Regions from separate parts of the Homo sapiens genome. Here regions 2, 3, 4, 5, 6 and 7 are each linked to region 1. A link is a loop called in an ENCODE intact Hi-C map of the cell type or tissue named here. Cell type or tissue: dorsolateral prefrontal cortex. All regions are shown on one strand.

The links. Hi-C counts contacts between places; a loop is a spot of excess contacts. Peaks named below come from ENCODE experiments on the same cell type or tissue, not always from the same donor. Only the 100,000 strongest peaks of a DNase experiment are listed, where the experiment ranks them.
Region 2: a loop joins it to region 1, with 11 times the contacts of the local background. A loop is called at or near these places in 5 of 110 quality-filtered maps.
Region 3: it touches region 1 in a loop (3-fold over the local background); 19 of 110 quality-filtered maps call a loop at or near these places.
Region 4: a loop joins it to region 1, with 9 times the contacts of the local background. A loop is called at or near these places in 15 of 110 quality-filtered maps.
Region 5: a loop joins it to region 1, with 11 times the contacts of the local background. A loop is called at or near these places in 9 of 110 quality-filtered maps.
Region 6: a loop joins it to region 1, with 3 times the contacts of the local background. A loop is called at or near these places in 9 of 110 quality-filtered maps.
Region 7: it touches region 1 in a loop (6-fold over the local background); 2 of 110 quality-filtered maps call a loop at or near these places.

The regions. Positions count from the first base shown.
Region 1 is chr9:84,666,482-84,670,481 of GRCh38, reverse strand. It overlaps NTRK2 (neurotrophic receptor tyrosine kinase 2), which reads right to left and starts at 753. Exons shown (of 19, transcript NM_006180.6): 1 at 594-753; 2 at 1-105. RefSeq lists a silencer at 2,009-2,228. In dorsolateral prefrontal cortex, CTCF peaks have their summits at 507 and 2,026; DNase peaks (open chromatin) are centred at 861, 911, 1,491, 2,031 and 1 weaker place; H3K4me3 peaks cover 2,916 bases; H3K27ac peaks cover 2,855 bases.
Region 2 is chr9:85,038,597-85,042,596 of GRCh38, reverse strand. No RefSeq gene overlaps it. Among named protein-coding and RNA genes, the nearest start is that of NTRK2, 370 kb to the right of the region's middle. In dorsolateral prefrontal cortex, CTCF peaks have their summits at 579 (motif pointing left) and 1,535; DNase peaks (open chromatin) are centred at 636, 1,606, 2,336 and 3,166; H3K4me3 peaks cover 2,839 bases; H3K27ac peaks cover 4,000 bases.
Region 3 is chr9:84,395,676-84,399,675 of GRCh38, reverse strand. No RefSeq gene overlaps it. Among named protein-coding and RNA genes, the nearest start is that of SLC28A3, 57 kb to the right of the region's middle. In dorsolateral prefrontal cortex, CTCF peaks have their summits at 2,220 and 2,424 (motif pointing left); DNase peaks (open chromatin) are centred at 1,928 and 2,435.
Region 4 is chr9:85,257,131-85,261,130 of GRCh38, reverse strand. No RefSeq gene overlaps it. Among named protein-coding and RNA genes, the nearest start is that of AGTPBP1, 480 kb to the left of the region's middle. RefSeq lists enhancers at 2,317-3,117, 2,329-3,528, 3,118-3,919. In dorsolateral prefrontal cortex, a CTCF peak has its summit at 2,170 (motif pointing right); a DNase peak (open chromatin) is centred at 2,170; H3K4me3 peaks cover 437 bases.
Region 5 is chr9:85,608,022-85,612,021 of GRCh38, reverse strand. The region is part of intron 17 of AGTPBP1 (ATP/GTP binding carboxypeptidase 1); the gene reads left to right. Among named protein-coding and RNA genes, the nearest start is that of AGTPBP1, 130 kb to the left of the region's middle. In dorsolateral prefrontal cortex, CTCF peaks have their summits at 1,549 and 1,754 (motif pointing right); a DNase peak (open chromatin) is centred at 1,740; H3K4me3 peaks cover 482 bases; H3K27ac peaks cover 3,602 bases.
Region 6 is chr9:85,141,555-85,145,554 of GRCh38, reverse strand. LOC107987088 (a long non-coding RNA gene) reads left to right here and starts at 2,920. Exons shown (of 4, transcript XR_001746809.1): 1 at 2,920-3,110. In dorsolateral prefrontal cortex, a CTCF peak has its summit at 2,334; a DNase peak (open chromatin) is centred at 2,734; H3K27ac peaks cover 584 bases.
Region 7 is chr9:85,519,024-85,523,023 of GRCh38, reverse strand. No RefSeq gene overlaps it. Among named protein-coding and RNA genes, the nearest start is that of AGTPBP1, 220 kb to the left of the region's middle. In dorsolateral prefrontal cortex, no CTCF peak of the experiment used is centred here; DNase peaks (open chromatin) are centred at 303, 1,223 and 1,513; H3K4me3 peaks cover 1,656 bases; H3K27ac peaks cover 3,861 bases.

The DNA.
Region 1 (4,000 bases):
CTGCATGGCCCGGCGCGCCGGGCACCGACCGGCGGCGCTCCCGGGACTCTCTGGGGCGCAGATTCCTTGTTAGATGCGAATGGGGGTCCGGTATGCACCTCGAGGCTGAGGACAAACAGACACGCGTAAGACTGAGCGTAGGACCCCCAACACCACTAATTGGGGCACTCTCCCTCTCTGCTCGCGTCATCCCCACCCCGACCCCAGCCCGGAGACTGTGGATGGATGAGTGCCCAGCTCCGGCCCAGGAATCAACTTGCCCCGCGATGGCACTGACGCCGCTGGAGCCACCAGTGTGCCCACTCTCTCTTCGAGCCTGAGGCCAAGGGAGGGGAGGTAGGGAAAGGGTCCCCAAGACAGGATTCCATGGTACAGGCCGGGCGAAGGACCCTTTAAAGGGGAATGCGGAGACTGCCGGCGGCTTTGGCTCCGCGACGGGGCCCCCGAATGATGCTGCAGAATCCGCCACGGCCGCTGGGTGCCGGTGGCGCGGGCAGGTGGCGCGGCACGTCCCACCTGGGGAGTAGCCGAGGCCGCCCCAGGGGGAGACAGTGAGGGCCGAGGCGACCGAGGGCACTATCTGCGCTGCTCACCCGGGCTCCGGCGCCTCACGCCCGCCGGCGGCGCCTGGGTCCAGGCTCCTGCTACCGCCGGGGACTGAGCGCGTAGAGCGCGAGCGAAGCAGCCAGCGAGGCTCCTGCTCCAACCCAATTCCGGGAGCCGCCGCCGCCGCCTCTGCTACTGCTGGCGAAGTGACGTGAGGGCTGACGCAGAGCAGGGGCAGAAACTCCAGAAAATTAGTCTGAAATCCAAAAACACACACACGCTCATACACACACAAACCCATAACACCCTCCAGACAAAAGCACCAGGGAGGGGAGGGGAATCTGGGGGCGAGCAGGGAGGAGGGAGGCATCGGTGCCACTGGCCAGAAGCAGACAGCAGCAGCATGTGGGAGTTCACACACGCGCGCACACACGCACACATCCTGGCCGTGTAGACATGCACGCGCGTGCGTGTGTGTGTCTGTGTGTGTGTGTGCATTTACATCCAGGTACCTCTAAGATGAACCGTTCCTCCGTTCGACGCCTCCCGGTCCCTAATTCACACCACAGTCTCTTCTACAATCGCGGTAGAGGCTGTCTCCCTTTTTGAAATGGAAACCGTGCTTGGTTCAGCTCTGAAAAATGCGCTGATTCTTATTATAGGAATCCTCCCTCCCTTCTCCCTCCCCGCGTTCTCCTTTCCCACCCTGCCTAAAAGGGAGGGCAAGCTATCCTAAAAATAAATAAATGTTGTAAACACCAAAACGTGTTCTGCATTGGTAACCAAGGATCACCGCCCCCATTCCGGGCCACCTATTTGGGGATCGGTGGTTTTGGAGGGGCTTCCTGTTGGTGCTTTTGCAGAGGGAAGGGAGTCTCCAAACACAATTCTAGCTCTCTAAGTGGGTCTTTTTCCTGCCGTTTTCTGCCATCACACGCCCGGGAAATAGAGACATGTGAGGGGAAGGGAGCGCGCCTGATGCGTATTCTAAATGCTCGGTGGCCACCCTGGCCTGTCCGATGTGTGGCGCCGCGTCATTTTCTCTCATCCTTTAACCTGACGGGATGTAGCCATTCCCAGATCGTGGATTCACTCCCCGCGATGCCCACCCCCACGTAGGGCATCCCAAGCCCTTGCTCCCCTGCCGTACCTTGCGCGTGTTCATGTGTGCTAGGGTGTGCGCGAACGCGTGCCCTGCGCCCGCGCTGCCCGGAGCACGATATGCATCCAGCTACGAAGAAGCCAGGCGCGGGCAGAGCCTCGGGGTCTCACTAGGGACAAATTAGGCGATCCGGGAGGGTCGGGTGACAAACCGTAACTATTCTGCGGGTGCAGTTAAATGATGGCTGCGGGGCATTTGCAAGCCTTGTCTGAGAATCCGTCTTCCCTTTTGCGGCTCGGAATCTGTTTTTCCGCAGTCATTTAAAAGAGAACGGGGAAAATACACCGCAGTGCCTGACACTTCCGAGGGCTCTGGTGCCCCCGCGCGGGGAGAGAGCGCCCGGCACGCTCCGGAGCACCAGCCCATGGCCCGGGTCGCGGCGGGCACAGCGCTGGGGGCGCGCTCTGGCGCCAGATGCGCAACCAGCGGCGCCCGACGCCTGCGCGTCCCTGCCCGGCCGGTGCGCGGCTCTCCTGGCCTCGCCGAGCTCCTGCCCGGGGGAAAAAGGCGGGCAATCCTTCTCTCTCGAGAGAGCAATGGGTTGGAGTCTCGTTCAAAATATAGTAATAGTCACTGATCTACCCGCAGAGTTTGGGGATGGGAAGGATCAAGAAACCGAACGTTAGAGTGAATGCTCGGATCTAGGCCAAGCGTTAAATATTACGAAGGGAACGTAAAACATCTATTGGGGCTTTTTTGTACAGATCCTGGGCGCTGAGTGTAACCGCGGGAATTCTTGGACAGCACCCAAAAATCTTGCTGCAGGTCCCGAAAGCAAGGCCAGCAGGTCTATCTCACCACTGTCACTCGGCTGTAACACACATCGAGTGGTGAACGGCCAGGCTGAAGTTTACTCCTGAGCTGCGCCTCTATTCTCTACTAGGTGAGGACGCGCCAAGGAAGAGACGCCAAGGGCAAAAATGACCTGGTCTCAGACGCACGTAAAACTCCGCCTGTCTTGTCAGTGAACCTTAAGCGGAGAAGCCCCTGAGGAACACTTGGGGAAGGAAGGAGTGTGTGCGTAATCACCCACATTTCTCTCACACTCCCATACTCTGAGCCCATTTTTCTAAGAAACGGCCCATTTTCGCCCTAGTGGCTGCAGCATGTCAATGCGGTATGGAGAATAGGCAGTCTTACGGTGGTTTGTACACCAGAAGAGTCTAATTATGTTGGAATATTTGTAGAGTTTCTATTAGAGTAAATATATGCTACTATTATAGTTGGATTCTAAATATATTCCACTATCTCCCACTTAAAATTAGGATTTGCGGTCCTACTTCTAATCACCCTACTTCTGCTCTACTATTTCAACCATAGCAGTTTGTCCTTTGGACAGATAATTTACTTATTATATATATTTTTAAAATTTCTCCCAGAAGAATGTACACTCCATGAAGGCAGGGATTTTTATCTATTTTATTCATTGATATCTCTCAAGGACATAGTAGGTGTTAAAATATATGTGTATTTTTAATGAATAAATAAAATAAAATAAAGGAGATCTCACTTTCTTAACCTCTAAGTCTGCAAGAACCTGGATAATTCCCCCAGACACGCTCCTTCTCACCTTCACAATTTCAAATCTTCCTTGCGTTCTGAGTGCTCCTAGCACTGCTTAAAACCTTGCCTTACTTTCTGTCTCATTTAGTAGCCAGATAGGCTTCAGTACTGGGCCAGAGAGGGCCTCCCACTTATTCATGCTAGTAACTGAACACCTCCATGGACAGTGTCTAGAACACACTGGTGATCAGTAGCTATTTCTTAACTGATAGAATTGTGGATCTACCTCGATTTTAAGACCTATAAGATATGTCCCAGAGATCACTTCAAGGATTCTCAGATCACACCTTTGTAAGAGATGATGAACATTTTTCAGATGAACAATATAGAGATGACTTTTTTCTAGATCCCTTGAATGCAGGCATAGAAATTAAGTGCTGCAGGTTCCTACCTGCACTGAACCATGATGTACCTAGAGCAATGTTTCTCAAACTCTTTTGACCATGATCCACAATAAGAAATGCCTTTTATATCACAACCCAATGAACACATACATAAAGGCATATACTAACTAAAAAAGAAGTGTCATAATACAAAACTTACTTACCCTTAGTACATAAACTAATATATCCTTTTCTCTTCTACACCATTTCATTTCTGAATGCATGTAATAACTCAATACATTGATTTTAACATCCAATACTGAGTTGTAAAAAAATAAGCAAGAATACTGCCAACTTCTGATTAAAATGGAGTAATAGGGAACGGATTTGTTCTCTCAATCATATG
Region 2 (4,000 bases), 370 kb before region 1:
TTTTTGAAATCCTTAAGCCTCTTAGCCCAGGCTTATTTTAGTCCCTGAATCAGTCCCAGGAGCAAACAGGAGTTCATGTGCTCACGGGTGGCTGTAGGGTCCACCACAGACCTTGTCCTGCAATTTGGAGCCAGGGTGAGAATTGCTGTTCTCCTTTTCCAGTAGAGTTTTAGTCCTAGCTTATGTCTTCATCACCCAAACTGTTCATGCTTGAATTCCATTGAGAAGCAAGATGGTCAGCACCTACCAGGAGTCTCCTCAGAAGGACTAGAAGGGAAAAGGCTGGCAAGGCTTTATGGGCCATGAGTCCCACAGAGGAGGCTGTTGGAAATAACATCATCTTGTAAACTTTTTGGCCCAAGGAAGAGCAAACCAGGGCACAGACAGGCAGAAGAGAAAACAGAAGATTTCCTTGTTTATTGAAGAAACAGCCTATTACTTGGCTGAAATAAAATTTGGAAGATTATTTTAGAGTCAGATCTTCTTATCTCAGACATCATTTCTTACACCCAACATCTGAGAGATGGTTGTTAACTTAGGGTAGGTTTAGTGCCCTCTCCTGTTTGTTCCAATCAGTGCTCCTGCAACAAAGCACTCAGTCCTCCCTCCTGATCCTTGGCACTCCGCCCTTTCTCAAGAGCAGCATTTCAGTCCTTTTGTTTCCATTTGCTCTCCCTTACCCTCCAGCCTGAGCCAGAAGGCTTGAGCCTCTCAAGGGTTCCCAAAGTTGAGGGGCCCCTGGGTCAGCAATAACAGATGTGAGTCTTGGATTTAGAGCAGATGCAGCTGTCCTCAAGTCTCTTGCCCTTTAGTTTTCTTTTATTGATAATGGAAATCCCACATTTCTCTCTGATCCTCTATTTCTCTTTCCCCAAATATCCATCCCTCCGCTATAAACTACAGAAAGGACTGCCTTTGCACTCAACAGCCATCTCCCCTGGGATTCTGAGTACTTCCAGTGAGGGGAGTTAGCTATCATGCTAGCTCTCACCTCCCTCCCTCATTTAATCAATTCTTACTCTAGTTTGTCAAACATTCCTCTTGTCAGTGACACATTTGCTGTGGGAGGTGGGCATGGGGAGTAGAGCTGGAGATTAGGGAGGCAGTGGGACAACAGGTGTGGAGTTATGCTACAGCCAGGGAGTCTTTTTAGGCTAAAAAGCAAACTAAGATGTCCAGTGACTGTAATCTTCTTGATTTTTTTTAGAGGGCAGAGTTCACAAATAGGAGAAAAAAAAAACCAACAAAGAGTGCTTGAGTGTCTACATCTGGGCTGAATACGTGTAAAGGCGAGAGAAGGCAGGGTGGAGGAAGGAGGGGACAGTCCGGACAAATCCCTAATAAACTGCCGGAGGAGGACCTAGAGGGGGCTCTGTATTTTTAGGGGTGACGGACCACTTCCTGAACACTTCCGGCCTGTGAAGGCTTGAGATGTTAATTATAGGACCTGTGGATGTCAGCAGAGATCTTTTAAAAGAGTAACTTAAGTGCCTAAAATCCCCCCAAGAATACACAGCCAGCCCGTTTTAGAAATGGCCGTCAAAGACAACAAAAGTGAAATGCGCAAATGCCTTCTACGCAGGGTGGTGCTGGGCAACCAGCTCGCGCTGCAGCCTCCCCCACGCTGTTGCTAGGAGATCACAGGGCTATACTTCCATCATCTCCATACTTGCTGGGAGATTGAGTAATTGGTGTCTGGATGTGCGTGTGCTGCTTCCCAAAATACCTCTTTAAAAAGACGTGAGAGGGATGCGGAGCCAGTAGGTAGGATGATGGAGGGCGGACTGTGTCCCAAGAGGGCAGCGGGCTCCAAAAGCCAAGGCTGAGGCTGAGGAGGGGGTGGGGACCCACATGGGGGATAGAGTGGGGAGCTGCTGACAGCTTTCCCAGATTCCTTTTCATCCTCTGCTTGTTCTTTGGGACTGATCTCTTAAGTGAAATCTAGAAATTGCTGGGGACAACTACAATTTGGGGAGCAATGTAGTTTGGTTTTTCATCCTTACTGTTGAGACACAACAAGGCTAAGAGAAAGCCTTTAATTTTATTTTGTAGGTACTGAAATGTTAATGCACAGCTTTATGGTGCTTGGTTATAGGTGTCGAACTCTGTCTTGTGGGAGAGGGGTAGATGAGAAAATAGGGCATGCCTGTGGACACGCACACACACAAAGGCCCCAGTGATGAAAAAGGCTGCTTCAGCTGCAGGGAGCCAGTGAAATCGACAATTGGAGCCCACAGCTGTAAGGGCTCTGGAAGTTAGGAAACCTGGGGGTGAGACTCAGCCCTGCCTCAGACGATTACATCACTTTTCATGAGCCTTCTCTGCCTCAGCTTCCTCATGTGTAACCTGACATGTTTGAGCTAGTACATCTCCACGGTGCGCTCCACATCTCCTGCGTTCTAGGAGTCTGAAGTCTAGTTCCACCTTCTCCTCAGAGCCAAGGGACAATGACATATCACTTCTTTGTGGAGGCGTTCGATTCTCTCATTTCATTAACAGGAAAAATTCAATTGACTGCCGCGTTTTACACTTTTTCAAATATCTACTCAAATGCCTATTGCTGGAAGTCTAGAAAAGGAGATTGGGAAATGGAATAACTGACTTTTAAATTATATTATTTTCCTTTTTGTCGCACTTGTCCTACAATACTTAACATGCTCAAAAATCTGATTTTTGATAGCATCACTTTTTTTCTTTTTAACCAAGGGAGGAGGGTGGAAGGGGGCAGGGCGTTCAGGATATATTGATGCTGTATTCTGATATCACAAATGAGAACTAAGAATTGAGAGTGTTTTCCTTAAAGTCTCTGGCCAAATGGCTGAGTGTCCTGGAATTCTATCAAGGATTAAGAAATTCACCTTAGTTCCAACACTAACTCACAGGACAAGGACCAGATACTTATTTGTAAAAAGCGGAAGCTGGGGGTTGGGGGTGGGGTGGGGCGGGGAGTGGTGGTTGCTCTAGTCCTCATAGGAAGGTTAGGAAAGAAAATACCATAATATATGTAAATGCACCCTGGAATGTAGAAAGAGTGCACAGAATGTACTGCATTCTTTTCACTGTGTGCCTGAGAAATTTATTCATTTATTCAGAAAGTATTTTTTGAGATGTTGCTGCCGCCAGTCCTCATTAGGCATTCATTCACATGGCGCATGCACATGGTCAATGTCCCTCATCATCCACATCATCCATCCCGTGCCCACAGTTCTAGGGAAAATGACCTATTGCTGCAGAAAACCGCATTCTCAATGGCTGCATCCTCTGAATACTACACATTCTTCTAGAGTGAACCTTTGCACAGTGTGAAAAATGCACTCAAATCACTCCCACGAGTGTCTGTCTTATTTTGTTGTTGAACACTCCTGGTGACACAAACCTCAGACATTTTACTTCCTGTGTTAATGAATGTCAATGCCTAATCATTGTATAAGCAGATGTTCCTTAGGAAAAAACAAATAAAATTAAGGCTATCTTTAAGTTAACAAACACCACCCTCCCACCCAACCCTTGGCTGAGCAAGCAAATAAGCAATGCCTTTCACCGATTTTTTTTTCTCCCTCATTAGGGATGGCAAAGCTCGCTATCACGTGGATCACCCAGACTCCCTCATTTTACTGGTTCTTCACAGCACCCAGGAAGATTTTAGATGGACCTCAAATACAAAGGCTGTGAGGAGCCCTATTCGTTGTGTTGACACCACTGAGAGATTATTTTTTTCCCAGAGAAGAAAAAGGAGACACACCTGACTTTTAACCTCTTTGATCCCTTAAAAAGTTATTTTCCCAGCTGGGTGCAGTAGCTCCTGCCTGTAATCCCAGCACTTTGGGAGGCCGAGGTGGGTGGATCACCTGAGGTCGGGAGTTCAAGACCAGCCTGGTCAGCATGGTGAAACCCCGTCTCTACTGAAAATACAAAAATTAGCTGGGCATGGTGGTGCATGCCCATAATCCCAGCTACTTGGAAGGCTGAGGCAGGAGAATCACTTGAATCACTTGAGCCC
Region 3 (4,000 bases), 270 kb after region 1:
ATTATGCCCTTCTTATCAGAACTCAGGCCTCTCATAATCCTCACATTGTGGACTTTTGTTAGTTTTACAAAGGCGATTTAGTTTGTAGAAGGGATATTATCATCTCTGCTTTAAGGTTAAACTATAAACTAAATTCTTCCCAAAGTTAGCTTGGCATACGCTCATGAATGACCAAGGACAGCTTGGAGGTCAGAAGTAAGATGGAGTCAACTGTATCAGATTTCTTTTTTTTTTTTTTTTTTTGAGACAGAGTCTCGCTCTTGTTGCCCAGGCTGGAGTGCAATGGCATGATCTCGGCTCACTGCAACATCCGCCTCCCAGGTTCAAGCAATTCTCCTGCCTCAGCCTCCTGAGTAGCTGGGATTACAGGCATGCACCACCACACCCAGCAAATTTTGTATTTTTAGTAGAGATGGGGTTTCTCCATGTTGGTCAGGCTGGTCTCAAACTCCCAACCTCAGGTGATCCGCCCACCTCAGCCTCCCAAAGTGCTGGGATTACAGGCGTGAGCCACCGCGCCTGGACTTAGATTTCTTACCGTCATAATTTTGCAAGAGCAATTTCAATACCAAATGTACAGTAGTCCTGATCCTGTCAAAGGACTCCAGTACTGAGGAAAGGGTGAGCTGAATAATCTCCAAGGCCCCTCTAACTCAGAACCTGTGAGGATCTCAACTTCACTTTTCTGCAGGGCTCTGTGTGTGTTTCAGGCTAAAAAGTTGTGCTATGTTTTAAATGTCCAACCCCTTCAATGGATCTTTGCAAATGCATGTATTGGGAGACATTAGGAGATAACCTCAGAAGCCTAGACCTCAAATCAAATGTCAAAAGACATTTTTGAGCTAATTCTGGAGGAATTTGAGTATGGGTCAGAATTATATGATATTGAGAAGTTATTATTTATTTTCTCTTTTAAAAAACAATTTTAATATTTTTAAAAATATCTTTATTGAGATGGGGTTTTACTATGTTGCCCAGGCTGGTCTTGAACTCCTGGGCTTAAGAAATCCTCCAGCCTCAGCCTCCCAAAATCCTGGGATTGCAGGTATGAGCCACCATGCCCGGCCTGAGAAGTCATTATTAACATGTAATAAAGGCACAGAAGAAATGCCCCATGTAGGCGGAAATGACTAGAAACCTGGATATTTGCCTTTTTCAAGCAAAAATTTCAGCAAAGACAAACACAAAAAATGAAAGTATGATAATTTTTCTATAGCAAAATCTTCTTTTCTCCCCCTTGGCATGTGAATAAGAGCTATGTGGCAAAATCTTGATAATTGTTGAATCTAAGTAGTGGATAAATAAGGATTCATTATACTATTCTCTTTACTTTTGTATATATTTACATTTTTCAATAATAAGAAGAGTTTCGAGTTTACATCTGTGTCCACCCCCCATGGTTATGACATTAGGGTCAAAAGCACCTTCGGAGCCCTCACCCTCACTCCGCATGGGTGGTAAAGGCTGGACTGGAAGGACGGGCCTTACCGGGCACAGCATCTGCTTCCTGGCCCGGGAAGAGCCAGCAACATCTTGAGGAAATAAATGCATACAAAGATCAACAGCTTGAAGGGGTGGATTTCAGGGCCCGTGTGCTTCACAGTGAGTCATCACTTCCACAGTCACAATTTCTCACTTAGAAGGAATCCAAAAAAGCACCCCTAACCATTGGATTCCAAACTTCATTGGGTTCTTCTGGGGTTTATTAAACCCACAGATTCCGGGGCTCCCAACTAGACCCATAGAATAGACTGAGCAGTGGCGGGGCCCCGGAATCTGTGTTAATTTATTTCTCTGGTGATTCTGGGACAGCCCTGAACTGGGGGCCTGGGAGCCTCTGAAGTGGATCAACGTCCCAATCCCACAAAGGAGAACGTGGCCCAGAAGGGCTTTGTAACCGGCCGAAGGTGACATCCCTGCGGCTTCCTCCCTCACTTTTCACAGCCATGCCCTCCCTGAGAGACCCCTCAGAAAGAGTGGGCCCCTGGAAACGCGCCAGCACAGGAAAGAAGACAGCCAAACACTCTCCATGAATGCACGCCCCGTCCTTGGCCTGGGGGACTCGCAGCACCCCTGAGCACCCGTGCCTGGCAGATGCAGCCACGCTCCTTGCCTTCAGGTCCCTCACACGGTGTCAGGCCTAAAGCAGCCCAGCTTCTGCCTCTGATCCGGCCTCTGTGATATTGACCCCTGTCTCCTGCTAAGCAGCTCTTAGATGGGAGATGTTCTAATGGGAAAGAAGACAGGGAGGAGCCAGAGGATATCTGTTACAGCCATTACTTTCCACTCAGGATCCTATTTTGCATCTTCACTCGAGGCCTATAAATTGAACCTTGAGGGCGGGTCCCAGAAATCCGCAGCTAGAAGTTCATAAAACCAGGTCGGGTTGCCTTGGGCCAATTAAAGTGAAACACTGCCACCAAGTGGCCATTCTAGGTCATCACAGGCTGCCAGCTCCTTCCAGAGCACCTGCCTCTCTGCCAGAGACAAACAGCATGACAGAGCAGGTGGGCATGCCCTTCCCTTCTTTTTCTTAAAATTATTTTACTTATATTAATAGAAATACATTCACATGGTATAAAACGCATAAGGTCCAAAGTGGTCCTGGTGGTTGCCTCCAGAGCTAATGTAGATCCAGCTGAATGCCTCGTTAGGGGTCTCCATTAGGTCTTTAACCCTGTTATGCCTGCCATCTCACCAGTATCGTCTGTTGCTCCTTGTCCATAGGGGTTCTGTTCCCAAGTGCCCAGTGCTAACCTGCCTCTTGGAGTTTACTACAAATCTGGGTTGATTCAGCAACACCAAAGACCTGAGGCTAAATAAATTCTGCAACTCCTACCAGCCTTCCTGGTTCTGAACAACCCTGAGTATCCACCCATGGGTAGAGTGATAATCAAATGAGCCTCAGTTATCCTGAGAGCCCAGGTAAGCAAAACTGTTACAATCCTGAAATGGGTGGTCAAGGGAGCTAATAGAATCTCCTTTCAAGATCTTTGCAATTGGATTAAGTTACAAAAGTATGCCATGTATAACAGTGAATCTCTAATGCCACAAAAGACAAAGCAAAATTAATTAATATGGGAGCCTGAGGACTGCCTTGCATTTGAAACTCACTTTCCAATGTACGTTGTTTGTGTTTTGCTATGACTATTTAATTCATTCATATAAGGTGTGTATATTTTACACCTATTTAGGTGAGCCACATGTGCCACACTTGCTACTGCTTTTAACATAATGGTAACTTGGAGATTATTAGACAAAATATTTCCATTAGCTGCTGTTTTGTCAACTGATGGTTTACATAATTAATTGGACCTATAGCAAGTTTTAACTTTTGTCCTTGTTACATAATGGATCATTTTGAAATCAACTAGGAAATTGTCCTTTAGTTTTTAATGATGGGCAAATGAAAGTAATGGCACTCAGCAGTATTTGATTTTAAGGAATCAGTCAAACAATCGTGGTTTAGAATAATTGAAAATGGAAAAGCCAGCATGTGTACAGGGAGGATCGTAGAATGTTAGAGCTGATGTCTAAGAGATGAAACCCTAGCACAACTCCTTTATTTTATAAGATGGGAACCTGAGGCACAGGAAGCTGAAGAGGCTCACCTATGGCCCTTCACTCATGTCTCAAGTCTGCCACATGCTCCCTCCTAGGGGTACTGGCCAAGAGTTCCAGGTCTCTAAGTAACTCAGCAGCTACCTGGCTGTGAAACTCCAAGACATCATCCTACTGTCTCCAAGCCTCAATTTCCTCACCAGCAAAATGAGGAGACTGGACGATACAACATCTGTGATGCACCAATTTCCAAAAGAAACCCTTCCATACTCATAACATTCAACATTAAATATGCATGAATCAATCGATGCACACAGATTTGCAACACTATCTGTTAAACAGAAACTAGCCACAGTCTGTCAACACTGGTTTTCAGCGAGACCCTGTCATCCACCATGGTCTGCACTTTCATCAGTCCAATCGGGCTGCAGCTGTAATG
Region 4 (4,000 bases), 590 kb before region 1:
GACATTATAGCTCAGCTACATGGCTGGTAGGAGAAAAGAGTTTTGCTGCTGCCTACAGATTAAAATAACCCATAGAAAATCACACAAAATAATTGTAATCAGCAGATAGTAATTGGCTATGTCCATGAGACTTGGCCGTAGTCTAGCTGGTTTACCTGGGTATGTAGCATGCAGTAGTGAAAAAAGCAGTAGGACTGGGATGAGAAACCTGAATTGAAGTGCGAACTCTGGCACTTATTAACTGGGTTTACCTTGAGGAACTTACTTGACCTGTCTGGTTCCTGGTTATTTACCTCCTTAACAACATTGTCAGGGGTCCTGCAGGATTTTTCTGAAGGAAAATGTTGCCCTTCAAAATAAGACCCTTAAAGAAAAGATGCGTCTCTCAGATTTCATCCTATAAATTATCCATAAGGTAGATTTCCTACTATGCTTTTCAATCCTAAATTGGCTTCTGCTGCTATTGGGACATTTCCAAGCAAACTCCCCCTGCCAAACAGCCAGTATGTTTATGGGAATAAATAGCTGAATTCTCATGCTCTCACTCTTCAAGGAGAAAAAGCACACCTTCCAAGCCATATGCGGAGAAAATCTCCAGTGGCCTCTCTTATCTTATCCTGATGTTAAACATTCCTGGTCCTACATAAATCCATTAAAGGTCTCCTCCTGCCAACATATATCATCACAGCCTGCAGCAATATTGAGGATAATAATAACAAGTGGTAAGTGTGACATGGCCTTTGACATTCCAGCAACCTCAGATTCTTGATTTTATATGGAGTTGCTGGATTCCCTTAGCCCCATTTTTAAAGATTGTATGCAAGGCATGAGCTGCTGGATTAATGAGATGGATGTCTGTTTCACAATGAGGTTAGGAAGTAACCTAAATTTTGATAAAAGTGAGCAATGTTGTTAGCAAACGTGCTTATAAGAAAAGTCTCAGACAGGCATAGTGGCTCACACCTGTTAACCCCAGCACTTTAAGAAGCTGAGGTGGGTGGATCACTTGAGCTCTGGAGTTCGAGGCTAGCCTGGGCAACATGGTGAAACCCTATCTTTAAAAAATATATATATATATATGTAAAAATTAGCCAGGCACGGTGGTGTATGCCTGTGGTCCTAGCTAGTCTGGTGGCTGAGGTGGGAGGATTGCATTGAGCCCAGGAAATCTAGGCTGCAGTGAGCCATGATTGTATCACTGCACACCAGCTGGGAGTGACAGAGAAAAACCCTGTCTCAAAAAAAAAAAAAAAAAAGAAAGGAAAGAAAGAAAGAAAGAAAGAAAGAAAGAAAGAAAGAAAAAACTTTGTAAACTTTCACTTACAGAAAAATATGACGATTCTTGGTGTAGATGTCTTTTGTTTAGAAATCTGTGATTATTTTCTTAAATTGTCAAATTAAAAAGAAATGGCATAAGAATCGTATTAAACTCAGGAAATGGTAGTATTTGGTTATATTTTCCTTTCTACTTTTCCCATCATGCATTTCCATATCAGTAGGCATTAAAAGACAGTGACCACATTTTTGCAGATTTCCTCTTAGAACAGCGGCTGCACCGTGTGAACTAGCAGAGTAAAGAAGGGACTAATGCGTTGAACTTCAGCCGTATGCCAAGTTCTGTGGTGTCAGACTTGATTTCCTCATCTGTAAAATGTATCAGGATAATAATAATGCATGCATTTTTCAGTCATTGGGAGCGTTGATGAGAAAAATATAGATGAGTCTAGTAAGGCAAGATTGTCTTTGAGGCAGGTTCTCACTTCTTGAAACATCTCGGTATTCTGAGTAGATCAATGTCCCTGAAGTCCTGGGGTCAAAGTTTTCTATTAAGGAAGAACTACGTAATCATGCTTAGTAACTGGTAGATGACTCATAACTTCTGAAAGTGAATTGTCCTAAGATGTATGTTTGGTTGAGATGGAAGTTTAAGAATCGATCCTTAAAGATGATGGTTCCAGAAGTGAGACACCGGCAGGGGCAGATTCTTTTGGGGCATGGGTGGCAATGGAGAGGGTGGGCAGAGTCAGCTTCTTCCGACAGCACACCACGATCTTCCCCATCCCTGGAGGATGGCAGTGGCTGAGAGGTGTTGTGCGTTTCCAGCTTCGTCATAGAGCCAGCTGGGGTACGCACGTTCCCTTGAAGATGCTTCATGGCTTGTCCATGAGAGGGCACTGGTGCTCTAGCTTGCCCTTGCCAGAGTCTGTCTGAAGATAGATCAGGAGTGCTTGGCCACTTGTACCACAGCTGTGGCTATGTGCATTGGAAATTATATAGAGGGAAACTCAGGGGCTCTGTCCTTTTGCCCAGCTTAGTATATCTGTGGTCTTCAGACTCTGGCTGCCAACTGATAAACCTACTGCCCATATGTGGAAGAGCAAGTGCCAGGTGTAATGGGTATTTATACAATTAGTGCAACAAGTCTGTAATTCAGTATTATACTTGAAAGAGGCACCAGGACCCCACTGCCCCACCCCCCGCTCCTGCAGAAGCCCTCCAAAGGAAGGAAAAGGGACTCTCGGCGGCTGGCAAGATGGCAGAATAACAGCTCTGGTCTGCAGTTCCCAGCAAGATCATCACAGAACGTGAGTGATTTCTGCATTTTCAACTGAGGTACCCAGCTCATCTCATTGGGACTGCTTAGACAGTGGGTGCAGCCCACACATGGCAAACAGAAGCAGGGTGGGGCATTGCCTCGCCCAGGAAGTGCAAAGGGTCAGGGAACTCCCTCCAATACTCAAGGGAAGCCATAGCGGACTGTGGCATGAGGAACGGTGCATTCTGGCACAGATACTATGCTTTTCCCAAGGTCTTCGCAAACCACAGGCCAGCAGATTCCTCAGGTGCCTACACCACCAGGGCCCTGGGTTTCAAGCACAAAACTGGGTGGCTATTTGGGCAGACTCTGAGCTAGCTGCAGGAGTTTTCTTTTTCATACCCCAGTGGTGCCTGGAAAACCAGTGAGACAGAACCATTCACTCCCATGGAATGGGGGCTGAAGCCAGGGAGCCAAGTGGTCTAGCTCGGTGGATTCCAACCCCATGGAGTCCAGAAAGCTAAGATCCACTGGCTTGAAATTCTTGCTGCCAACACAGCAGTCTGAAGTTGACCTGAGGCACTGGAGCTTGGTGGGGGGAGGGGCATTCACCATTACTGAGGCTTGAGTAGGCCGATTTCCCCTCACAGTGTGAACAAAGCTGCCAGGAAGTTCGAACTGGGCAGAGCCCAGTGCAGCTCGGCAAAGCCACTGTAGCCAGACTGCCTCTCTAGATTCCTCCTCTCTAGGCAGAGCATCTCTGAAAGAAAGGCAGCAGCCCCAATTAGGGGCTTATGGATAAAACTCCTGTCTCCCTGGGACAGAGCACCTGGGGGAAGGGGCAGCTGTGGGTGCAGCTTCAGCAGACTTAAACATTCCTGTGTGTCAGTTCTGAAGACAGCAGTGGATCTCCCAGCACAGCACTCAAGCTCTGCTAAGGGACAGGCTGCCTCTTCAAGTGGGTCCCTGACCCCTGTGCCTCCTGACTGGGAGACATCTCCCAACAGGGGTCGACAGATACCTCGTACAGGAGAGCTCTAGCTGACATCTGGCGGGTCCCCCTCTGGACGAAGCTTCCAGAGGGGTGAACGGGCAGCAATCTTTGCTATTCTGCAGCCTCTGCTGTTGATATTCAGGCAAACAGGGTCTGGAGTGGACCTCCAGCAAACTCCAGCAGACCTGCAGCAGAAGGACCTGACTGTTAGGAGGAAAACTAACAAACAGAAAGGAATAGCGTCAACATCAACAAAAAGGACGTCCACACAAAAATCCCACCCAAAGGTCACCAACACCAAAGACCGAAGGTAGATAAACCACGAAGATGAGGAAAAACCAGCACAACAAGGCTGAAAATTCCAAAAACCAGAACGTCTCTTCTCCAAAGGATCACAACTTCTCGCCAGCAAGGGAACAAAACTGGACAGATAATGAGTTTGACGAATTGACAGAAGTAGGCTTCAGAAG
Region 5 (4,000 bases), 940 kb before region 1:
GACCAATATATATAGAGAGAGATTTCTTATTATTTCATATTTGGCTGGGCATGGTGGCTTATGCCTGTAATCCCAGCACTTTGGGAGGCTGAGGTGGGTAGATCACAAGGTCAGGAGTTCGAGACCAGCCTGACCAACATGGTGAAACCCCATCTCTACTAAAAATACAAAAAATTAACCAGGCTTGGTGGCACACACCTGTAATCCCAGCTGCTCAGGAGGCTGAGGCAGGGGAATAGCTTGAACTCGGGAGGTGGAGGTTGCAGTGAGCTGAGACTGTGCTATTGCACTCCAGCCTGGGTGACATAGTGAGACTCTGTCCCCCAAAAATATATTGTTTCATATTTAATATTATACATCTATTCAACTTTCTATATCCTTGTTTATTTTTTGTCTTCTCTATCTACCTAAGACTTAAAAATACTTAATAGTCTTTCAATTATGTTGTGTTTCTGTCAAGCCTTCATTTAAAAACTTTTTTTTTCTATTTTAATACAATGTTACTTGGCACACAGAATTTTGTAAGTTTTCCATTTTCCTTTTGCATATCTCTTTAATAGTATAAAATTATCACATTTATCTCATTCAGCATCTTTTGCCTTGAATTCTGTTTTTATATTGGTTTGAATTTGCTTGATGTATGTTTGCTTTTTTTTTCATAAATAAGAGGTTGGATTTTGTTGTTTGATCATTTGTCTTTTAATAGAGGAGTTTAACCTGTTTAAAATTCTTACAATTGATGTGTTTGGGTTTTTATGCTTTCTATTTTTGTACTTCTTTATTGTTTTCTTTATTTTTTATTTAGTGTGACACTTATTTTAGCTGTGGAATCCAAAATGTAAAATGCAAAAAAAAAAAAAAAAAAAGAAAAGCCCCTAAACCACAAGATACAGATCACGAGGCATATTCTGCATTGGATTTTTCAGTCTTGCTCCATCTGCCTTAAGTTTAATAGAGATTCCTTCCAGATTCTGATGATAAGTTGTCTATTGTGAGTTTTCTTCTTATTTCCATGTATTTGTAAGTATTTAACTAGGAAGTTAGTAGAAGCTATGGGAGCTGTTTAGGTAGATGTAATATTTTATTAAACTTATCTTTAGATTTGTTAGGTCAGTACAACATAAAGCAAATCTTGGTTTGTCTTAACATTAACAGAATTAAAAGAAAGGGACCAATATTTTGGTAAACTAGAATTTAACATTGTAAGCAATTATAACTAGCAATAATTCATTTTAAGGGTGGGGGCTGATGACCAAAGAAAGTATGTGCAGTGGAAACTTCTTCATCTGGAGGTATTTATTTAATTGTCAGACATGATTGAAATGAGGAAGTAGTATCAGTTAGGAGAGTAGCTTATTGTCTGTAATTTTTTTTTTGATTGGGGCGTGCCGGTTGGGGTACTATTTAAGTGTTGGATTCTAGAAAATGTGCCCAATAGAGGTCTTGTTCTTTGGCAGTGTCCCCAAAAAGGAACAGGCTGGCAGTTGCTTCTCTTTCAAGTTGTCCTTTTCTTTGAGCTTTTTAAAAGTGATTCTATTGAATACTTAGTGGTTTTCACAAGTGAATGATCTTAAAATTAAGCAGTTTAAAAATATTTATGTTTCACACTGTATTTTCAATTGTAAAGAGAATACTGCCTTTGAAATACTGAATTTGAGAATGTGTGTCACTAAATAGTGCTGTGTCTGTTTCAATCCATCACCCCCTCTTACCCCCCCATTACTTGGAAGGGATTTGCTGAAATTACCACCAGATGGCAGTCTTGCATTTTAGTGACTTGGAGCTTCAGTACCAAGCTTCTCTTTCACTTTCTCTCCATCTTTGTTTCTCTCAGATTTCTGAGGATTTTCAACTGCCTTCTTACATAAATTGAACATGTTTGGAACCAGGCAATAAAGTACAATTTTGGAGTCTAGTCTGTAGCATTCTCACCGCTTTGCCCACGTTAGTTAATTCAAGTCTCCTCTGCCTCCCTAGAATGGATTAGTCCCCCTGACAAATGTTCCTCATACATTTTTGCCTTTTGGGGTGCTCTTTACAGTTTAATATTATTTAGGTGTGTGGCTTTCCTACATTTCCTTCTTCTCTTTGTAATTAGTGTTATACATTGAGGTACTTTGAGACTATCTAAATATCTTGTTCCTTCTCAAGCTTTTAATGTATTATCAGTATAGACTGGGTTTCCTATTTGACTCAATGAGTTATAATTTGTTGCTATCATTATTTATTTTGATATTCAAATTGTCCAGGATTTGGCCAGTGGGATACCATTAATGCTGGTGTGTGTGCCCTTTTGAGATATCCCTGTCATTCCTTATGGGTGCCCTTGCTTTTTGGCACAAGGCCCATCTTGCTTTTCTCTACCCCTGAATGAAATCTGCCATTTCTTCAAAGAGTGCCATTTTACTTTAGTAGTGAATGATGTTTAAAAACCAAGATCTGGCCGGGCGCGGTGGCTCACGTCTGTAATCCCAGCACTTTGGGAGGCCAAGGCAGGCGGATCACCAGGTCAGGAGTTTGAGACTAGCCTGGTCAACATGGTGAAACCCCGTCTCTACTAAAAATACAAAAATGAGCCTGGCACCTGCATGTAATCCCAGCTACCTGGGAGGCTGAGGCAGGAGAATCGCTTGAACCTGGGAGGTGGAGGTTGCAGTGAGCCAAGATCATGCCATTGCACTCCAGCCTGGGCAACAAGAGCGAAACTCCATCTCAAAAAAAAAAAAAAAAAGATCTGTACACTTGGTATACACATTGCTATTGGGTTATTACTGTTTACAAACTATCTCAATGAACAATTAGGGAGTATATTTAATACATACATAATATTTACACAGTAATTCACATTTGTAGTGGTTTCCATATTTGTAGGTACATATTTATGTATGTGTGTATATAATCACACAAACACACATACACTCCATGAGATTATACTTATACCTTAACTTTCGAGCAAATAACACAGGCTTTATTCTTGTTTTCTTTCCATATTTACAACTTTCTTCTCCAACAGAGATAATTTTGGGCCCCACTGTCCGTAATATATTAACTTGTTTGATCAATTCCAGTTTATGTAATAATCTCCCTGTTGTCTATTTGGACAGATGCCTTCCTCCACCCTATTGAGGGTCTGATATCCCAAATTATTCTTCCTTCCATCCTCCTGCGTGGGTTCCCTCCCTGTTTGTTTTTTTCATTTTGTTTGTAATTTCTAGTTTTAGTACACTGTGACCAGAGTTTGTAATATTTCTGTTTTGTGAAATTTGGTGTTGTTTTCCCTGTGATGTAATATATTATCAGTTTTTGTGAATGTATTGTGCTATTGAGAAGATATATTACTTATATCATCTTATATTATATCTTAATATATTATCATCAAATTCCAAGCAAAGAAGATATCTTTGCTTAAAATTTGCTGATAATATATTGTCATATATATTATCAATTTTTATGAATGTATCATGTGCTGTTGAGAAGAAGATAATAAAGAATATATCTTCTTCACATAAGAAGATATATTTTTCATCTGTATCAGGATGAGACATTTGACATTTAGATGTAAAAATTGCCACATTGATTATGTCATTTGGTTCTCTATATTTTGTTTTCTTGTTCAATTGTTCTATCTTATTCTGAGAGTGGTGTTTTGAAGACTATATCAATAGTATGTCCCTGTCGATTTCTGCTTATATCTTCTGTAGTTTCTGCCTTATGTAGGAGGTTGATCTTATCAGATGCATTGATATTAAGTATTATTATATTTTCATTATGAATTGTGACTTTGTCATTATAAAATTCCTCCTTTTTCTCATTAAATATTTTTTATTCTAAAATCTACTTTAAAGATTTCAACCCCAATTCTGTTGTTCCATCCTCTATATCTTTGCTCATTTTACTATTTATAAACAATTTAAAGTTTGTTATATTCTGTCTTCTAGTAATGCTGAAGGCCTGGGTCATGTGTGGTTTTATATGTGCTACTTATTGAATTTATTTATTT
Region 6 (4,000 bases), 480 kb before region 1:
AAGGTGTCCGGAGCCTGGGGAGAATGTTTCTTTATTCTGAAAATTGGCTTTGAACTTTAGGCCTGCTTATTGAACTGTAGGCCCACTTATGGAAACCCTCCAGGCCATTTAAGAGCCCCCCAGGGGATGAGAGCTCCAGTGTTTGCAGGTTGAGCTCTGTACAATTTGAGACCACCATTCTGAGAGCAGTAGTTCAAGACAATGGTCTTTCTTTAACTCATTTTTTTCTATTGTTCATAGCAGATAACTCAGTTGTCAACAGTGTGTTAATCAAATCGTTTTAGAGTGAACATTTTATTTTATTTTATTTTTGAGACAGTCTTGCTCTGTTGCCCAGGCTGAAGTGCAGTGGCATGATCTCAGCTCACTGCAACCTCTGCCTCCCAGGTTCAAATGAGAGGCTCATGCCTTAGCCTCCCGAGTAGCTGGGATTACAGGCACCTGCCACCAGGCTAATTTTTTTGTATTTTTAGTAGAGATGGGGTTTCACCACGTTGGCCAAACTGGTCTCAAACTCCTGGCCTCGGAGTGATCCACCAGCCTCGGCCTCCCAAAGTGCTCGGATTACAGGTGTGAGCCACTGTGTCCGGCATAGAATGAACACTTTAAAAACAGACACATTGTGTGGCATGTCCCTTAATGTATATTCTGGTGCACATGAAAGCCTACAAACAAAGCTATGCCTTCAGTCCCATTCCTTCCTTTGCTCTAGAAATGCAACATGCTGGGGTGGCTTAAAAGGAAGGTCTTGCTGTGCTTTATTGATCACCTTGGTCTTTCCTGCTAGTAGGCAGCTGGTGATCCTGGAAACACATCTTACATTTATGGAAAACAGGAGGACTGAGAAGGGCCTTTGGAAACTGCAGGAATGAGGCACTCTGAGAGCTCCATGTATCCAAAATACTGCTCTCGTAGGTGGGAATTAGGTTGAAAATTTGGAGGAAAGAGACTGGGAATGAACAAAATGACTCCTTCTCGGCAGGGACCACGTCACTCCTTCTTGGGAAGCTGGAGACTCACTCCCAACCTTTCCTCAGCCCCAGCCTGCTCCAGCACAGGTGGTCTTGTGATGGCCAAGGGCTTGGTAAGAACTACCTTTGCTCAACTGAATGCTTATTTACACCAAACCTGTACACAAAGAGCTCACCCTGAGAACTCACATAGCTCTTGCCATCACTCAAAAAGGCATCAGAAAGAAGGCAAGCCTGAGTGTGTCGGTCCATGCGCAATGGAGACTTCAGAAAAACAGCCACTTTGGAGACCACATGGCCGGCCAAATGCAGGGAATTCAGAGACCAAATGTGCTGTTGCTTTTCCCAAACAGGAACTGGCCATGCAACTTCATGCCTGTGGTTTCTGTCAAGTCCTTTCTTCCGAAGATTGTATTTTCTTGGTGCTTTTCGTTGGAGAGAGCTGGACTTGAGACATGGTTGATTGTTAATCAACACCACAGTCCATGTCACTATTTACTTAAAATGAGACTTTCATCCTTTACATACTGAGCAGCCACATGAAATGAAACACCCTTGTGCAGACAAGGCTCAGGGATTTGTGTAACTTGGGCTGTCTGCATCTCTTTTTCCTGATGAAGCGGCCTCACTTCTGGTTTTCTGCCTATAGCTGAGTTTGGGAAAAGCACACGCCAGCTTTCCCCTGAAAGAATAGGCGGCTGAAACTCCTCATTGCTTTGCTTTCTTTCTCTCCCTTTGCTGAGTTGTTCCTTATTCCATGGCAGAGGAAGAACCAGTTTGGGTGGAAATAAACTTAAAATGCAGTCTTTGACTCTATCCCTTACATTTGCAATTTCATTCCCCCTGAATTTTCTGGATGTGCCACACTCCGTATTGTGCAATGCTATCTTTGATGTTTGCTGATTTTCGTGTGCAGACAGTCTTAAACATGTCGTGGTTGTATTCGTTAAGGTCACCAACCAGCTTTTTGTTTGGACCCAGAATGAGTTCCCTTCCCATTGAAACAATGTTGTGCTTGGAAGCTGGATTACAAGACAAGTTCACCAAGGCCTGATGTCCCCTGTGATGGTGACAGTTTTGAACACAGTAGTGGAGAGAGAATGGGTATCAATATTCTGAGTTCCAACTTGCTATGGCAGGAATGTGAGGTTTTGCAAACAGATGGAAATGCCTCTATCAGGATGTGAGAGAAAGATGTGTTTGGGCTGGAGGAGGGATGAAATAATTGGGAAGCTGAGGGGTGGGGCTGACAGACATTTGATCCAAGTTATTTCCCTCCATTTTTTCTTTACCTTAGCTGAATGCTGAAGAGAGGTAAATGTGAAATGGATTGAGTCACCTATGCTCTTCCAGACAGACAGATGGCAGTATAGGTCACTTTTTCCTCCACCAATTTGTTTTTCTCCCTATGGCTCTCTATTACCTTCATAGGCCAATGCTTCCAACAAGAAAGTTTGCATCTCTGCAGTTAGTTTTACACAGTATGGCTTTCAAGGGAAGTGTTACGAAGTGAGTGTTCCTCCCAGATGATGCCAATTCTCATCATCAAGATGGCTGCAGCCTGCAACAATCTCCAGTGGGGTCAGCCACTTTGGAGGACAGGTGGGACACTAGCAAGGTAGAGATGTCATTGGTCAGCAGGGAAACCATACATAAAATAATTTCTTCTTTCAATGAGCATTCTTTCCCCCACTTGCCCCGCTGCTGGCTTCCTGGAGTGGCAGTCAAAGCCTTGGCACCAGCTCACTGGGCCCTGGAACTGCGCATTGCTCAAGACTTTGGAATGGCTTGGCATCCTGTCAACATGCACATCTGGGTGTGCAGCTGGATTCAGAAATTTCCAGTGGACTCTGGCACTTGGCACAGTTTTAGCCCTTTTCACATTGACTCGGGCTTGGGAGGGGTCACAGTATATCTTTTCTCAGTGAGTGCTTTTCAATCCATCAACAACTGTACCCAAGGAGGGAGAAGGAGCCTCTACTCACTCAGGCATAGAAAGTGAGGTCATGATTAAGTTCAATGAATAAGCACAGCACAGAAAATCCAGATGTCTGTCAGCCATGGGATGACATCTTCTATCCACGAGCTACAGAAACTGAGAGAAGAGTGTTTGCAAGTCCCTCTGGTTGCAGAAGCAAGGTGAGCAGATGAAGCCATTCCTACCCTCTCCTCCTGTCTTCCAACTTCCTTAGTGTGTCTGACTCCTGAGCAATAGCAACAAGCATTTGTTTAATATTTATTAGATGCCAGGAACTGTGTATACACCAGCTCATTTAACCTTTACAACAATCCTATGATGTATTACTTACTCAATTTTTAAGCAAAGGAAACCTAGCTCAGATATTTTAATTACCTTGGCCATGGAGACACAGCTAGGAAGTGGCCAAGTAAAATTCAGGGTCAGTTCTATCTTACTTCAAAGTGCACAGACTTCATGGATATGTCATGCCACTTCCCAAACCTGTTTAGCTCTATTTTCCAAGGGTTTTGATAGGAGTTAAAGCAGTAGCCATAGCATCTAAGTGCCTGGATTATCTAGGATACAGTGTGACTGCATTAGGATCCAAGAGTAGCTTACACAAATTAAAAGTTTATTTTTTCTGAATCTGAGCCAAAACAGTTCAAGACTAACGTAGCAGCTCCACATTGTTAAGTAGGCACTACAGTTCTCTTCTCATCCATGTGGTCCAATGTTGCTCTTTATGACATCTGTTTCCAGTGGGAGAGACAAAGAAAAACAGGGCAAGACAGGGCACACCCCTAAAATGGCAGACACAACTTCCACTCACATCCAATTGACCAACACTTAGTCATAGGGCCACGCATAGCAATAAGGGTAGCTTGAAAATTAGCCTTTACTCTGAACATTCATGTGAATGTCTGAAGTCTAGTACCAAAGAAGCATAGAAGGCAAGAATGGATATTGGGACACAACTCTTGGTCTTTGCCACATGCCTTGATGGCCAATTTGACTTTCAGAATGTAAAGAAGTGTTATACTTCAAGTCCAAAGGCAGCTGGGACATCCTG
Region 7 (4,000 bases), 850 kb before region 1:
CTGGCGGGCTGGAGAGCGCGAGCTGGGGCGCCTGTCACTCCTGCGCGCACAGGGCGATCGCGCGGAGTCGGGGGCGGTTTCCTGCACACAGAAAGGGAGTGCTTTTAGGGGCAAAGGAAGCTCGCCGCGGCGTAGGGACGTCTTTCTAATGTCAGCAGAGAGAGGCCGATGCGGGAAGAGTTATCCACAGATGCGGGAAGGGAGAGGACGCGAGAAGGGGAACCGCGTTCTCCTGGCCTTCCGCGGACGGGGATCGGGTACCGACAGGGTTTACCCGCGGGAAGCCGCAACCCAGCACCCCGGGCCTGGCCGCGCAGGCGCTGAACGCGCCTTTGCTGTAGTCCTTTGCTGTAAGACAGTGAGAGAGGAAGGATGAAGTAGGGACAGACGAGAACGCCGGCAGGCACTCCCACTTCCCTACTCAACAGCCTGCCTTCCTTTCTTGCTGACAGAACCATGGTTAATGGGGGTGTGTGTGTGTGCGCGCGCGCGCGTGTGCATGTGTGTGTGCGCACGTGAGTGTGCGTCTGTGCGTGTGTGTGTGTGTCCAGAGGGCTGGTGGGATGCTAACGGGCCCAACTCAAAAGCTCTGTTCCCTAGTCTTCCTTGCAGTGAGTAGCGGCCATATGACACCGTTCCGGCCAAAGAGACCTAAGTAGACCTCACTGGATGAAACTTCTAGAAAGTGTGTAAATGGGTGTAAATTCACTTGACGTGAGCTCTTTGCCCTTTGTCCTTTGCCCATCCCCCTTTAGCAGCTCTGGGGCTGGGCCTAAGCATTTTCATTTTTCCCAAGTTCCCTGACGGATGCTGATGCTGATGCTGATGCTCCCAGGGACCACACCCTGAGCACCACTGCTCCAGGACTTTGGGGCTATGAAAAGCAGTTGTCCAAAGGAATGAGTTGGCAAATCACATGTGAGTGGTTTGAAATTCTTTCTAGTCCACAAAACAACCTAAGGATGTCCAGGAGATGGGACAAGTTTGAAGCATTTGAGTAATGACTGGAAGCACAAAGGGAACCGGACGCCACCACTAATTGTCACCAATGGAGTAAACAACACGTGCCTGTGTTCTTCAGGAATGGCGGGGATGCAACCAGAAAAGAGAGTTCTCCTTGATGGCACGTCCACACGCGGCTCCCACTCATCTCTCTCGGCCAGCCGCCCGCAGCCTGTTCTCCATCACTGTCCAGCCGTTCCCCACCTGCCTCGAGTCTGTGGCGTGGGCCGTGCAAGTGGTTCTCGATCGCAGGCATGTTTTATCCATCATGACTTGGTTGTTACGATACACAGTGTTTATTTTTCTTCATAAAAAGATGCAAGCTGTGCGCCTCCAAATGCTGGCAGCTCAGAATATTCCATTTGTTTGTGAAGAGACAGACTGGATGGCACAATTTCAATCAAACTATGAAATGCAGGCTGGCATGCCTGGAGAGAAAGATCATAACAGTGTGTACTCTTCTTTCTGAGAAGCCGCGGACTGCACACGTGGTTAACTCATCAGCCCCTGGAAGGCGTCCTGGTGGATGTGTTCCATCAGCCATGGCAAAGCAGGAAGGGGACTCTGTCAAAGCTGTCTGTCCTCTCCCTGGGGACAGGCGGGGCCACATGACACATGCTGTGCCACATTGATTCACTCTGGGTGGAAGGGGTTGTGTCCTTTGAATTCCCAAATGGAAATGGCTAGAGTTTTTTTTTTTCTAATTACAAAAGTAATAAATGGTCATTTACATTTTTTCCAGGAATAAAAAGACTAAAGACTAAACAACACACCAAACAAAAAAGAACTCCACGAGGACTATAATTTCTTCTTGATTTTTATCCATCTGCCTGTCTATAACTGACCTGCCTTTTGCAACCATAGGCTTCTCTCCAAGTACACATATAGAGATCTATACCTTAATTTTTATGGCTGAATGTTATTCCACCGTGTAGCTATATCAGCCCCCTATTGAGAGATGGTTGGTTACGGGTTGTTTTTTTCTTTTAAAAACTATACTATGTTGAATATCCTTATGCATCTCACTCCCTTTGTTTTCCTAATTGTTTTGGGTAAACTTCTAGCGGTGGAATTGCTGGAGAAATGCATTTGATCAACATTCCTGAACTGCCCTCCCCAAAGTCTGCGTGAATGACACCCACCCCCGTCGCTTATGAGGCTGATCCCAGCTTCACACCTGCATTATCAACGCAGGGCACAAATCTTTGTCACTTTCTGGAGTGATTTTCTCTTAGATTTCTGAATGATTAGCATACCTTGACATGGTAAACCTTTATATAATAAAGTTTTTAATTTTTCTTATTAACATGAATTGTAGCTATATGAAATATTTTATTGGTTGTCTGCTTTCTTATTTCAGCTTTCCATTATGACAATGATTAAACGTTGAAGAAAGTTGAAATAGTAGTACAATAAACATCCATATACCCTCCATCTAGATCAATTATTTACATTTTGCTATATATAATTCAGCTTTTTTTTTTTTTTGAGACAGAGTCTTGCTCTGTCACCAGGCTGGAGTGCAGTGGCGCGATCTTGGCTCACTGCAAGCTCCACCTCCCGGGGTTCACGCCATTCTCCTGCCTCAGCCTCCCGAGTAGCTGGGACTACAGGCGCCCGCCACCATGCTGGGCTAATTTTTTTGTATTTTTAGTAGAGACAGGGTTTCACCATGTTAGCCAGGATGGTTTCAATCTCCTGACCTCGTGATCCACCCGCCTTGGCCTCCCAAAGTGCTGGGATTACAGGCTTGAGCCACTGCACCCGGCCTAATTTAGCTATTCTTTCTATGCATTTAAATTTTCAGAACTCTCACAACACTTTGATTGCACCTAAGAGAATTTATCAACAATTGTATAATGTCATCTAATGTCTAGTGCATAGTCAGACTGACCCAGTATATGTAGAGTAGTATTTCCGCAGAACAGCTACTACAGAAGATGTGGAGATTCTATTCAGGGGTCTCCATCTTGGTTTATGCAACAGAACCATCTGGGACTATATTTTTAACAAGTGCTGGGGATTGAAATCAAAATTCTTCAAGGAAACCAATAAAGAAAAAGTTTTCTGGTGGGAAGGTCATAGATCCCAGGCCTTAGTGGAGGTGGGGATTGGGATTTGGGGACTAGAGGATCAGTTTAATGGCAAAACTGGGCCAATGCAGAGGCCATATTGCTTCAGGGACTGACCATGTGGGGAAAGATGGATGAGGAGAGACTTTTGCCACGAGCATTTGTATCATGGGACCCAGGGACAAGGCATGCATCCCAGAAGAGAGGGAGAGTGAAGACCCTAGCCCTCCCTCTGATGCCCACTGTTTCCTAGGGTCAGAGGAGAGGAGCGGCATGGCGGGAGGGTGAGAGTTAGATGGCCTCTCCTGGGACTGAGAAGCTTGTCATCCTGGCTCAGCCCAGCCTTTGCTGTATGTAGGATCCTACAGAAAGCAGAGAGGTGGGAGTCAGGGAGGGGGTAGAATTTTTTTAATGGGAAATTTTTCTGCAAGTTGGCAAACTTATCCAGCGAAAGGCTACTAAGGGGCCCCTGGTACACAAGCAGTAGCAGGGCAGAAAGAAGACGGGATTGGTGATTTCCAGCACGTTGTCGTTGCCACAATTTGTCCAGCACAAGGAAAGTGAGTAGTGAGCTAACAGCATTTCAGGAGATGCAATTTGGGTGTTGGGGGCTGGAGAGAGTGTGGTGATGGTGTATAAGTCCCACAGCCTCCCGATGAAGCCATCTCCTGAGTCCAGGATTGTTATGAATTTCCCGTGACCAGGGCCTGGCACGCTGATCTACTCCCTGCGCCCTGTCGCCGATGTTTCCAGGGCTTAGTCTTGTTTCTGATGCCTTGTGGAAAAAACAATGGCAGTTTAGTCTGAAGTTACCCAAATCATTCGTTGCCAGGAGAGTTCACTTCATTTAGAACTTGGAACCACCATGGTTTTCAATAGGACGCTTAATGAACTGGGCCCTACGAAATAGGCAAACTTCCTGGCCT